Linked DNA regions of Homo sapiens: region 2 is linked to region 1. Evidence: chromatin contacts called from ENCODE Hi-C or POLR2A ChIA-PET data. All regions are on one chromosome and are shown on one strand. Each heading gives the region's core, a stretch centred on a gene start or an enhancer-like site at or near the end of the contact. The rest is flanking DNA. Distances are from core to core; before and after follow the strand shown. Region 1 overlaps CECR2 (CECR2 histone acetyl-lysine reader). Region 2 holds the start of BCL2L13 (BCL2 like 13).

Region 1 (3,957 bases), core at 390-2,889:
CAAAACATTTGTCCACGTGTGTCCTGCTGATATCACTTCGTGTAATACCTTCAAGGTTCATCCATGTTGTAGCATGTTTCAGAATTTCCTTCCCTCTTAAGGCTGAATAACACCCCATTCTAAGTGTATACTGCATTCAGGTTCTCCTTTTATCCACTGGTGGACACTTGGCTGTTTCACTTTTTGCCTTCTGTTGTTTTTTTTTTTCTTTTTTGAGGGGGACAGAGTCTCGCTCTGTTGCCCAGGCTGGAATGCAGTGGCATGATCTCAGCTCACTGCAGCCTCTGCCTCCCGAATTCAAGCAATTCTCCTGTCTCAGCCTCCCGAGTAGTTGGGACTACAGGTGCACGCCACCATGCCCGGCTAATTTTTTTTTTGTATTTTTAGTAGAGACGGGGTTTCACCATGTTGGCCAGGATGGTGTCAATCTCCTGACCTCGTGATCTGCCTGCCTCAGCCTCCCAAAGTGCTGGGATTACAGGCGTGAGCCACCGCGCCTGGCCTTATTTTTTTTTTCTTAATCCACTTTCCTCCTTTCAAGTTTCTTTAAATAAATAAAAGCTCTGAGTCCTCTCCTTGAAAGTATGCAGTCATGTGCCGGGCGCGGCACCACTGCACTCCAGCCTGGGCGACAGAGCGACACTCCGTCTCAAAACAACAACAACAGCAGCAACAACAAAAGTATGGGTAATGTAACATTACAGGAGTTTTGAAAAAAAAAAAAAATTCAGGGAACTCCAAGATGAGTGACCATCAGCACTGTTGAGATGCTAGAATATAAATACCAGCATACGACAGAGGAACTATTTACAGGTAGATCTTCACATCATTATGAAATTTCTTCTCAGTCATTCCCAACACAAATATTACTCATTATGTTAAAAGGACCTGCAGAATAAAATCCGCTTAGAATGTCACACAAAGCTTGTTTCTCTGAATAAACTGTTGTAATTTTTAAAAGTGTCTGATTAGTACATAATTGATTATTTCTCTTTTTTTGTAGTTGGAAGCTACTAAAAAGTCTGGAAAAGGTTATTGTAAGTATCTTATGGCTTACAAAAATTCCTTCCATAAGAACTATCATGGGAGGCAGAGCGAGACTTTGTCTCAAACAAAGAAAACTATCATTTGTGACTTTAAATGTGTGTCAGAGACTGTCCTGTTTTCATTTAATCCTTCCTTTTTTTTTTTTTTTGAGACGGAATCTTGCTCTGTCGCCCAGGCTGGAGTGCGGTGGGGCGATCTCGGCTCACTGGAAGCTCCGCCTCCCGGGTTCACGCCATTCTCCCGCCTCAGCCTCCCGAGTAGCTGGGACTACAGGCATGTGCCACCACGCCTGGCTAATTTTTTGTATTTTTAGTAGAGACGGGGTTTCACCGTGTTAGTCACGATGGTCTTGATCTCCTGACCTCGTGATTCGCCCACTTCGGCCTTCCAAAGTGCTGGGATTACAACCGTGAGCCACGGCGCCCAGCCCATTTAACCCTTCTAACAAGGTCTGCACAGCCCATCCCAATGCGACCCTGGGCTACCTGGTAGGACTCAATTCATGCCCAGCCAGCCTTCCTGTGCTTGCTCTGCTCTGCTCCGCTCCAGCCGCGCCGGGACTTCCAGCCAGCCTTCCTGTGCTTGCTTTGCTCCCCTCCGCTGCAGCCTCGCCCTGGACTTCCTGCTGCATATCCCTGCCTCCGTGCCTCTGCTCTTGTCTGCACTGCGCCTTCCGCTTCAGGCACTCACGGGTCAACCTCATTCACTTTATTTAAATGTCAAATCTTCAGAGAGGGCTTTCTTTTTTGTCTGAGACAGGGTTTTGCTCTATCACCCAGGCTGTGTTCAGCAGGGGAAATCAGCGCTCACTGCAGCCTCGATCTCCTGCGCTCAAGGGGTCCTCCTGCCACAGCCTCCCAAGTAGCTGGGACCACAGATGGAGCCACCACGCCCAGCCATGTCACTCTTTACCTGTAAACCTGCCTAATTTTACTTCAGATCACTCACCACTATTATCCCACAATATTTGTCTACTCTCCACCTTCTCACCACTGGAATGAAAATAGTACTTCTGGCTGGGTGTGTGCTCACGCTTGTATTCCCAGCACTTTGGGAGGCTGAGGCAGATGGATCACTTGAGGCCAGGAGTTCAAGACCAGCCTGGCCAACACGGCAAAACCCCATCTCTACTAAAAATACAAAAATTAGCCGGGTGTGGTAGTGTACACCTGTAATCACAGCTACTTGGGAGGCTGAGGCATGGTAATCACTTGAACCTGAGAAGTGGAGGTTGCAGTGAGACCAGATCATGCCACTGCACTCTAGCCTGGGCAAAAGAGTGAGACTCTGTCTCAAAAATAACAAAAAAGAAAAGAAAAGAAAAAAAAAGCCATACTTCTCTGCTGTGCTATCAAATGCCAGATCATATTCATTCATAATAACTATTTTTTTTGTACCCATTAACCATCCTACCTCTCCCCAACCCTCCACTATCGTTCCCAGCCTCTGGTAACCATCCTTTTCCCCTCTATCTCCACGGGTTCAATTATTTTGATTTTTAGATCCCACAAGTAAGTGAGAATATCCAATGTTTGTCTTTCTGTGCCTGTCTTATTTCATTTAAAATAATAACCTCCAGTTCTATCCATGTTGTTGCAAACGACTGCATCTTTCTGTTTTTATGGCTGAATAGTACTCCCTTGTGTATCAGTACCACATTTTCTTTATCCATTCATTTGCTGACGGACACTTAGGTTGCTTCCAAATCTTGGCTATTGTGAACAGAGCTGCAAAAAATATGGGAGTGTAGTTATCTCTTCAATATATTGATTTCCTTTCTTTTGGGTGTATACCCAGCAGTGGGATTAATAGATTTTATGGTAGCTCTCTTTTTAGTTTTCTAAGGAACATCTAAGCTGTTCTCCATAGCGGGGGACTAATTTATGTTCCTACCAACAGTATATGAGGATTTCCTCTTCTCATTCTCACCAGTATTTGTTATTGCCTGTCCTTTGGGTATAAACCATTTTAACTGTGTAAGATGATATCTCATAATAGTTTTGGATTTCCATTTCTCTGATGATCAATGATACTGAGCACTTTTTTCATAAGCTTGTTTGCTTTTTTTTTTTTTTTTTGAGACAGAATCTTGCTGTATTGCCCAGGCTGGAATGAAGTCTTGGCTTGATCTCTGCTCACTGCCACCTCTGTCTCCCAGGTTCAAGCAATTCTCCTGCCTCAGCCTCCTGAGTAGCTGGGATTACAGGCGTGTGCCACCATGCCTAGCTAATTTTAGTATTTTTAGTAGAGGCAGGGTTTTGCCATGTTGGCCAGGTTGGTCTTGAACTCCTGATCTCAAGTCATCTGCCCGCCTCGGCCTCCCAAAGTGCTGGGATTACAAGCATGAGCCACCACACCTGGCTTGTTTTTTAATTTATTTTTATTTTTTTGAGACAGGGTCTCGCTCTATTGCCCAGGATGGAGTGCAGTGGCATGATCTCAGCTCACTGGAGCCTGGACCTCCCAGGCTCAAGCTATCTGCCCATCTCAGCTTCCCAAGTAGCTGGCACTACAGGTATGAACAACCATGCTCGGTTAATTTTTGTATTTTTTGTAGAGATGGGGTTTTACCGTGTTGCCGAGGCTGGTCTTGAACTCCTGTGCTAAAACAATCTGCCAGCCTTGGCCTCCCAAAGTGCTGAGCTTACAAGCATGACTCAACATGCCTGGCCTCGTCTGCATTTGTATGACTTCTTTTGAGAAATCTCTATTCAAATATTTTGCCCATTTTAATATCCGATTATTAGACTTTTTCCTAAGAGTTATTTCAGCTCCTTCTACATTCTGGTTATTCATCCTTTGTCAACTGGGCAGTTTGCAAATGTTTTCTCCCATTCTGTGGGTTGTCTCTTCACTTTGCTGGTTGTTTCCTTTGCTGTGCAGAAGCTTTTTAACTTGATGTGATCCCAT
Region 2 (3,957 bases), core at 1,025-3,524, 110 kb before region 1:
TAGTCCCAGCTACTCGGGAGGCTGAGGCAGGAGAATGGTGTGAACTCAGGAGGCAGAGCTTGCAGTGAGCCGAGATCGTGTCATTGCACTCCAGCCTGGGCGACAGAGCGACACTCCGCCTCAAAAAAAAAATATATATATATATATAAAAAATTAATAAACAAACATATATATATTTTTTGAGTCAGGGTCTCTGTCATCCAGACTGAAGTACAGTGGAGCAATCACAGCTCACAGCAGCCTTGATCTCCCGGGCTCAAGCAGTCCTCCCTCTCGCCTCAGTCTTCCAAGTAGCTGGGACCTATGCCTGGCTAATTTTTTTTTTTTTTAATTTTTTGTGAAGACAAGGTCTCCTTATGTTGCCCAGGCTGGTCTCGAACTCCCGGGCTCAAGCAATGCTCCTGCCTGAGCCTCCCAAAGTGCTGGGATTACAGTGAGCCATCGCAAACAGCCAAATGAAATGTTGTTAATGATTATTACTGTTGCAAACCACTTGTCCTAAAAGCTTAATGTGTGTGATATTTAATACATGTTGATTAGATTATGTGCTAGTAAACACAAGTCTGTTTTTTTACAAGACTGGTTAGATATAGCCTTAGGCATCTTTCAATTGAATTCAACTACTGGTCCTTGCTGTAGGAGACAACTAAAAATAAAATAAAAAGTGAATCCAACTACTGAATATACTCTTCCACATAAAAAATGAGCCATTGGAAAAAAAATACAGAACAGTACCTGACCATTCCTAGTAAAAAGATTTTCAATACCCTTAACTGCCTATTACCAAATGAAGAATACTTCACTTGGGGGAGAGAGGGTGTTAAAAATGAAAATAATACTTCATGCGGTGGCGCGGGGGTGGTTGAAAAAAAGGTATCACCGTGCGCGGTGGCTCACGCCTGTAATCCCAACACTTTGGGAGGCTGAGGCGGGGGGATGACCAGAGATTGGGAGTTCGAGACCATCCTGACCAACATGATGAAACCCCGTCTCTACTAAAAATACAAAATTAGCCCCGCGTGGTGGCGCATGCCTGTAATCCCAGCTACTCGGGAGGCTGAGGCAGGAGAATGGCTTGAACCCAGGAGGCGGAGGTTGCGGTAAGCTGAGATCGCGCCATTGCACTCCAGCCTAGGCAACAAGAGGGAAACTCTGTCTCAAAAAAAAAAAAAAAGAAAGAAGGTATCTGAAGGGTGTGGCAACTCATCCAAGGTCACACTAGTCAGGGCAGAGAGCAACATTCTGCTTTATACTAAACCTCCAGAGGAAATCTTATAATTTCGCCAAAGAAGTTTTTGTTTTGTTTTACGCAACAACAACAAAAAAATAAAAGTAAGGAGGGAGGGCTCTCAGCTTAGTTCAAACTTCTAAACAGAGACAGTGAGATAGCTATTTTGAATAAACAAACACTTGTGCAGGGAGTGGCTAAGAGCTAACCAAAGCCAGCAGTCAACAGCATGTGAACAACTGGCCAGATCCGTCCGATTTTCAACGCTAGGTTAGAGCCTCCACTCAGAAAGTCGGTTATGAAGGCAAGAAATAGGATCTTTACAGAATGTTGGGAGGATAAATCAAAGGGGGAAAATGACTCCGTGTGAACTGTACTGCCTCCAAGGGCAAGAAGGCAGTTTTTTTCTGAAAAAATAGGTGTCAGAACAGCAGTGAATTAAGGTTAAGAAACAAGACTTCTAACAATCTCTGAGAAGAAACGACTAAGACTGGCAAAGCTAATCTTCCAGTGTTCTAAGTGAATCGCAGGAAAACCTTTCCCTCAACCAAAAAGAAGTCGCCGTTCCCCAGTTTAGCCCTAAAAATGGACCCGGGTTTTCCACGTGAAGCTGTCTGTGGGGAAGGACAGCGGCGTGGAGCCAGGGCCGAGCTCCTCCGCCTCCGGCACCCCACGCCGGAAGAAGCCTGCTCAGCGGCGGGGCCGCGCGGCCAGGTCCGGTCACGGTGAAGCGGACCCCTAAGCTCCGAGCACCTTCGGGCGAAGGAGCGCCGGTGTAGACACACACACTCAAACTCACGCGTCGTCGGAACCACTGGGGAGTCGGTGGCTCGATACGGTCTCTGGGCACTTTCCTACCCAGGTGAAAACCACCTCCTCACCCAGCTCAGCCTTCCCGGAACCCCACTCCCCTCACCTGGCCCTGGCCCCTGCCCCAGAAGAGATGAAAGAGGCGGCGGCGGCAGTTGCTTCCGACAGGGTCCCCCAGCGGCGGTGAGTGCTCCGACCCGCGGCCCTAATCTACCGCCGCCGCCATGTTGGAGGGTGAGGTCACCCCGGCGTGCCTTCGTCACGGCCGGCGTCGGGGCGGGACCTGAACTACCTGACATCCGGAACGGTATCCGGAGCGGAAGGACCGACCAACGGAGGCCCCGGAGGTCTCTCCGTCCAGATGTGACCTGAAGACCCAAACCCTCCTAGCCCGCCCAAATCTGATTGCGACGTTCGGAAGTTCCGTCTCTCAGATCATTTCCGGAGTCGAGGGGTTGGGATTCTGACCGGCTGGTCGCTGTGTTGGAGGAAGGGCAGGCGATTCCAGGGAAAGAAGCCTTGCTGCATGCACAGGCTATGTTCAGTTCCACAAACATGTATTGCGTTTCAAGTGTTTGCCAAGGGAGCAGGTCAAATAAGTATCTACACAGTCACGACAGCCTCGATGTTCGCCACTAGTTGGGGCAGATGGTCCTTGAAGGTTGGGAAGGAATTCCGGGGAGGGAATATAGCGGGGTGGTGTAGAGAGGTCCTCCTAGGCGAAGGGAACTGGCTGAGCAGAGGCGCCAGGGCATGAAGGAAGTCTTAACTAGTAACCCGCTTTTGTTAACAGTACCTGGAACACACAGCGCCTGGAACATACTTAACTTGTATTAATGGATGTTTGTTTACTTGAATCCGAGAGTTCTTTGGAGGAGTATCGGAAGGTATCTAGGAGAGAGGATACAGTGTGTTTTAGGGAGATCAAATTGCCCGTGGTGTGTGTACTGAATTGGAACAAGGAGGGCATTGACAATAAGGAGTTAGAAGACTGAGCCAGATCAGAAGTGATAAAATCCTGATGGGGAGTGACTGCCAGTGGATACAGAGTTTCTTTTTGGGGTGATGGTGGCACGACTCTTTGAAATACTGAAAACTACTGAATTGTACACTATAGGTGAATTCTATGTTATGAGATCTATATCTCAACAAGGCTATTCTAAAGGAAGTGATAAAAGAGTTGAACTGCTATTGTGGGGCTGGTGCCACAGGATGCTTTTTAAGCCCGAGTGACTGAGGAAAGGATGGTGCCATTAATAGGGACATAAAGTTTTGCAAAGGAAAGGCTTAGTGACCTTGGAAAACTAATAGTACAGGCCGGGTGTGGTGGATCACTCCTGTAATCCCAGCACTTTGAGAAGCCAAGGTGGGCGGATCACTTGAGGTCAGGAGTTTCAGACCTGCCTGGCCAACATGGTGAAACTCCCCATCTGTACTAAAAACACAAAAAATTAGCCAGGTATGGTGTCACGCGCCTGTAATCCCAGCTACTTGGGAGGCCGATGCAGGAGAATCGCTTGAGCCTGGGAGGCAAAGGTTGCAGTGAAATGGGTAACCAAAAATGAAGACTTTTTTTTTTTTTTTTTGAGGCAGAGTCTCACTCTGTCGCCCAGGCTGGAGTGCAGGGGCGCGATCTCAGCTCACTGCAACCTCTGCCTTTCGGGTTCAAGCGATTCTCCTGCCTCAGCCTCCCAAGTAGCTGGGATTACAGGCACCCACCACCATGCCCAGCTAATTTTTGTATTTTTAGTAGAGGCAGAGTTTCTCCACGTTGGTTAGGCTGGTCTTGAACTCCTGACTTCAGGTGATCCACTCGCCTTGGCCTCCCAAAGTGCTGGGATTACAGACGTGAGCCACCGTGCCTGGCTTTTTAAAAATTTTTAATAGAGACGGGGTCTCACCATGTTGGCCAGGCTAGT

What was found. Hi-C counts contacts between places; a loop is a spot of excess contacts on that map. ChIA-PET counts read pairs that join two places held with the same protein, here RNA polymerase II (POLR2A). Pooled maps may share reads with other maps.
Region 2: a pooled map shows a loop between it and region 1 (2.6-fold over the local background). The contact joins the promoter of BCL2L13 here to the enhancer-like site in region 1. A Hi-C loop is called at or near these places in 1 of 168 maps with a recorded cell type or tissue (ascending aorta) and 5 of 50 pooled maps. POLR2A ChIA-PET finds 5 or more read pairs at or near these places in 3 of 52 experiments (Panc1, activated T-cell and naive thymus-derived CD4-positive, alpha-beta T cell).

The regions. Positions count from the first base shown.
Region 1 is chr22:17,526,938-17,530,894 of GRCh38, reverse strand. All of the region lies in intron 9 of CECR2 (CECR2 histone acetyl-lysine reader), which reads right to left. Among named protein-coding and RNA genes, the nearest start is that of SLC25A18, 35 kb to the left of the region's middle. Within about 2 kb of position 1,639, at least 2 of the 41 ENCODE cell types and tissues checked have a DNase peak (open chromatin) inside an H3K27ac peak, as active enhancers do.
Region 2 is chr22:17,637,074-17,641,030 of GRCh38, reverse strand. It overlaps BCL2L13 (BCL2 like 13), which reads right to left and starts at 2,274. Exons shown (of 7, transcript NM_015367.4): 1 at 2,145-2,274. RefSeq lists enhancers at 1,392-2,264, 2,033-2,312, 2,433-2,612, 2,663-2,712, 2,265-3,136 and 1 more.